Linked DNA regions of Homo sapiens: region 2 is linked to region 1. Evidence: chromatin loops called from intact Hi-C (ENCODE). Cell type or tissue: heart left ventricle. All regions are shown on one strand.

Region 1 (2,500 bases):
CCCCAGAGGGGGCGCAAGGCCTGCCCACCAGCCCTTCACCCTGCTACACAACCCCAGACTCCACACAGCTCAGACCCCCGCAGTCAGCCTTGTCCACCACGCTGTCCCCAGGCCCAGTGGTGTCTCCCTGCTATGAGAACATTCTGGACCTTTCTCGGAGCACCTTTAGGGGGCCTTCCCCAGAGCCACCTCCATCCCCACTGCAGGTGCCCACCTACCCACAGCTAACTCTGGAGGTACCACAGGCCCCTGAGGTCCTCAGAAGCCCTGGAGTACCCCCCAGTCCTTGCCTCCCAGAATCGTACCCCTATGGGAGCCCCCAAGAGAAGAGTTTGGACAAGGCAGGCTCGGAGTCTCCCCATCCCGGCCGCAGGACCCCAGGCAACTCATCCAAGAAGCCCAGCCAGGGGTCAGGACGGCGACCTGGGGATCCTGGCAGCACACCTCTGCGGGACAGACTGGCGGCCCTGGGGAAGCTGAAGACAGGCCCCGAGGGGGCCCTGGGCTCAGAGAAGAATGGGGTGCCAGCCAGGCCTGGCACCGAAAAGACCCGGGGACCTGGGAAGTCAGGGGAGAGTGCTGGAGACATGGTGCCCTCCATCCACAGGCCACTGGAGCAGCTAGAAGCCAAGGGGGGGATACGGGGGGCAGTGGCCTTGGGCACAAACAGCCTGAAGCAGCAGGAACCTGGACTTATGGGGGATCCCGGGGCCCGAGTCTACTCCTCTCACTCCATGGGGGCCCGGGTGGACCTGGAGCCTGTCTCACCAAGGAGCTGCCTCACCAAAGTGGAGCTGGCCAAGAGCCGGCTGGCAGGGGCCCTGTGCCCCCAGGTACCCCGTACCCCTGCCAAAGTGCCAACCTCAGCCCCAAGCCTGGGCAAGCCCAATAAGAGCCCTCACAGCAGCCCCACCAAGCTCCCTTCCAAGTCACCAACCAAGGTGGTGCCTCGACCTGGGGCTCCGCTAGTCACCAAGGAGTCCCCCAAGCCTGACAAAGGGAAGGGCCCTCCCTGGGCAGACTGTGGTAGTACCACGGCCCAGTCCACACCCCTAGTACCTGGCCCCACTGACCCAAGTCAGGGCCCTGAGGGGCTGGCCCCACACTCAGCCATCGAGGAGAAGGTGATGAAGGGCATTGAGGAGAACGTGCTGCGGCTCCAGGGCCAGGAGCGAGCCCCTGGCGCCGAGGTCAAGCACCGCAACACCAGCAGCATCGCCAGCTGGTTCGGCCTTAAGAAGAGCAAGCTGCCAGCGCTGAACCGCCGCACAGAGGCCACCAAGAACAAGGAGGGGGCTGGCGGGGGCTCCCCGCTCCGGAGGGAAGTCAAGATGGAAGCCCGGAAGCTGGAGGCCGAGAGCCTCAACATCTCCAAGCTGATGGCCAAGGCGGAAGACCTGCGTCGGGCACTGGAAGAGGAGAAGGCCTACCTAAGCAGCCGGGCCCGGCCACGGCCTGGTGGCCCAGCCCCAGGGCCCAACACGGGGCTGGGGCAGGTGCAGGGCCAGCTGGCTGGCATGTACCAAGGTGCAGACACCTTCATGCAGCAGCTGCTAAACAGGTGAGGTCCTGGGATCAGTCAACAGGGGCTTGGTGGGCTTGGGGCACTTTTCCCTTCGTGGGCACACCTGCGTCTGGAGCTAGGCCTGCTTTTCCTGGGAGCTGGGGCTTCCCAGAGGTCAAAAGGGATAGAAGGCCACCAAAGCAGCTGGTGGGGGGGTCAGTGACTTGGCCTGGAGGAAAGATCAGGGGCTTGGCCTCATTGCTGGCTTCTCATTTGAGAAGAGTTAACAGTCCACATCTTCCTGGATGGTCTCCATACCAGATGAGGCAGCCTGCATGTGATAGTTAAGTGAAGGCTAGAGCCTAACTATGGGCTGATAAAGGTCTTCTCCCTCAGGAAAGGGATAAGGGGAGTCCTCTTCCCATCTTGCCCTTTGACATCTGCCACAACAGGAGTTGTGGTTTAAAGAAGGGATCCACCCATCTTGGGGTTGCTCTGTCTGGGCCAGATGAGGCAGAAAGTCTGCAGGAATTGGGCCCCAGGTAGGGTGCGTGGTTTGGACCGCAGGTGTGCTCAGAAGTTCAGCTAGAGCAGGTGGAGTGTGTCGTTCATGGACCAGGATGTGACCGGGTCTGCCAGTCTACCTGGAATCACCATCAAGCAGTCTCTAGGCTTGACCCTGGATAACTTTCAGGGAGTTCTCCCATCTTCTCCCCTGCCCTCTGTTCCTCTGGGGTTCCCTAAGGTCCTTGCCTGTTGCCAGTGTCAAGAAGGGTGTTGGGAGCAATCACTAGCGACATGTCCCCTTCCCCGGGGGTGGATGGCAGGAAGTGCCTCCCTAAGCCCAGCACCATTGGCGGGTGCAAGGCTGGAATGTCTGGGCAGGCAAGACCACCCTCACCTATATCTGCACTGTTGCCCATAGGGTGGATGGCAAGGAGCTGCCATCCAAGAGCTGGCGGGAGCCCAAGCCTGAGTACGGGGATTTCCAGCCGG
Region 2 (2,500 bases), 160 kb before region 1:
TCTTGCTGCAAACTGAACTAATTTTGTTCTCAGAGGAAATGAGCCCACTCCTCTGCTTGCCCACCTAGCCTTTCCTTGGCCCCTGGCCCCCAGCCTTGTCATATTTTCCTCTTTAAAGAACAGAGGCTGGGTGTGGTGGCTCATGCCTGTAATTCCAGCACTTTGGGAGGCTGAGGCGGGTGGATCACTTGAGGTTAGGAGTTTGAAACCAGCCTTACCAACGTGGCGAGTCCTGTCTCTACTAAAAATACAAAAATTAGCTGGGATTACAGGCGTGTAATCCCATGGGAGGCTGAGGCAAGAGAATGGCCTGAGGTGGAGGTTGCAGTGAGTTGAGATTGTACCATTGCACTCCAGCCTGGGCAATAGAGTGAGACTCCATCTCAAAAACAAAACAAAACAAAGCAGAGAAGTTCCCTAATTGGGATACCTCTGTCCCACAGATGAGGAAGGGCCACTTGTGCAGAGAAGGGGGCGCCCACAGAGATTGTGCGGGACTCATCAAAGACATCAGGACTCTTGTCCAGTGGCTCAAGGATGGAAAAGGCCGGGAACTACCGGAAACAAGCACAAAAGAGGCACTCACTGTCCTGGCTTAGGATGGGGGTACAGAGTGAGTGTTGATCTGTTGGGGGCACAGGTCATTCCTCCACATTCATGGGCCTTGGATTCACAGGGCCCACACAGACTTGAGAGGGGAAGTGGGTGGGACATGGGGGAAGGGACTGTGGCACCACCCTCAGCTCCCAAAGGGCCCACGGGGCCCAGTTAGCGCCTGTATCATGTAATCAGCAGCCAGCTTATGGGCTCCGGGGACCTCCTCAAGGTTTGGAGAAGTGAGTATGCCCATTGCTGCTTGCAGGGCTGTGGTGTGTCCGTGCCTGGCCTGTAAGGAGCACCTGCCACGGGACCTGCAAACCCTCAAAGCAGAAGAAATGCTGGGCCCCTCTTCTCTCTTGAGAACCCTGTGATGATCACTCCAAGGCTCCCCGCAGCTTGGAAAGCATGTCTGCTCGGGACACCAACCCCTGCTGAGGTATAGCCCTGTCTTCACTGTAATGTAGGCGTTGAGTCCAACAGAAACCTGGATGAGGCTCTTCCTGCACGACGGTCAGGGTGGAAGAAGCCAGCAGTCTGTCTGCATCCTGCTTTGCTCTGGTATCATTGCTCCTTTCATCCTGACCCTCCTATGGTGGCTGTGTTCCTGGCTCCAGCCTCTCTCTCTGCCTCTGTCTCCATCTCTCTCCCTACATCACCCAGAGCCCATCCCTCCCATCTCATCCTTTACAAGGGATTCCCCAGGACCTGCCCCTTGTGGATGGCAAAGTTGTGGCTACTCACAGCATTGACAGCCAGGTCCCCGCGGATGTCTGCTGGCGTGATCTCATGGAGCAGAGCGGCTCCGGCCACAGCCCCCAGCAGCTGGGCAGCCACGTAGAAGGCGGCTCGGAGAACGGAGACGTGGCAGCCCACCAGGCAGGCCACAGTCACGGCAGGGTTGATGTGGGCCCCGCTTATGTGGCCCAGAGCCTGTACCAGGGTGCCAATACCCAAGCCAAACGCCATGGCAATCTGTAGCACAGAGGGCAGGGCCTGTGGCCAGTTGAGGGCAGAGCCGAGGCCAAAGAAGACGAAGAGGAGTGTGGCCAGGAACTCTGCGAACACAGCCCTGGAGAAGGCTATGGAGCGGAGCTCCCACATGCTGCAGAGCCCTGCGGGGCTGGCCCAGCTGTCTCAGGGCCAGGATGCTCCGGGCACTCGCTCTCGCACTCTATCGCTCTCTTTCTCAAGGCCTCTGGGGAGGCTGGGTTGTGGGCATTTATAGGGTCCTTCCATCCCGGATCTGGGCACGTGGCGGGGAGGTGGAGTCGTTGAGGCCAATACCTCTTCTCCTCCATGGCGGCCTCTGCCCCCATGCCCCATCCCAGCCCACCCACAGGCCTATCACCCTATCTTGGCCTTCACAGCTGACTAATGTTCCCCATTTAATGAGCTCCAGATAAGGACTGACGTCCCTGGTTTTCCGTGTTTGTTCCCTTGGTTACCCCAGGGCTGCTGCCCCAGGGCGTCTCCCAGCCCCCACAGGGTCTTGTGAATGGGAACGTCTGGTGGGGATTGTGCCCGGCCCCCATCTCTCTGACTCAAACTGTTGACCAAGGCAGGGGCAACACCTCACACAAAACTAAGAGAGAACATGAGTGCTGCTCCTTCTGGTAACTGGGAAGTTCTTCTGTCAGACCTCCAATTATTCCTGCTTCACAGGGATGGAAAACAACTGGTTGGCTTGTGACAAATTTCCAAGGCATAAAGGTTTGTGTCTTCTGTGCTTGCATTCTTGCAGCTAATCACCCATAAATCATTAAGCTTCACCTTCTCCTGGGAGCCCCAGCCAAACAGCAGCTCCTAGAGCCTGGGGGCACTGGGACCCTGGCCCTTGGTGATGGAGTCAACCTGGGGCGGCTGAGGAAGCTGAGGGTGTCCATTCTGGCATCAGCCTGTT

What was found. Hi-C counts contacts between places; a loop is a spot of excess contacts. Peaks named below come from ENCODE experiments on the same cell type or tissue, not always from the same donor. Only the 100,000 strongest peaks of a DNase experiment are listed, where the experiment ranks them.
Region 2: it touches region 1 in a loop (2.0-fold over the local background); 1 of 110 quality-filtered maps calls a loop at or near these places.

The regions. Positions count from the first base shown.
Region 1 is chr12:49,793,826-49,796,325 of GRCh38, reverse strand. NCKAP5L (NCK associated protein 5 like) reads left to right here. Exons shown (of 13, transcript NM_001037806.4): 8 at 1-1,561; 9 at 2,430-2,500. Among named protein-coding and RNA genes, the nearest start is that of NCKAP5L, 33 kb to the left of the region's middle. In heart left ventricle, no CTCF peak of the experiment used is centred here; no DNase peak of the experiment used is centred here.
Region 2 is chr12:49,950,032-49,952,531 of GRCh38, reverse strand. It overlaps AQP2 (aquaporin 2), which reads right to left and starts at 1,795. Exons shown (of 4, transcript NM_000486.6): 1 at 1,342-1,795. The coding sequence starts at 1,701. AQP5-AS1 (AQP5 and AQP2 antisense RNA 2) reads left to right here. Exons shown (of 3, transcript NR_110591.1): 2 at 444-613; 3 at 863-1,020. In heart left ventricle, no CTCF peak of the experiment used is centred here; a DNase peak (open chromatin) is centred at 1,420; H3K27me3 peaks cover 684 bases.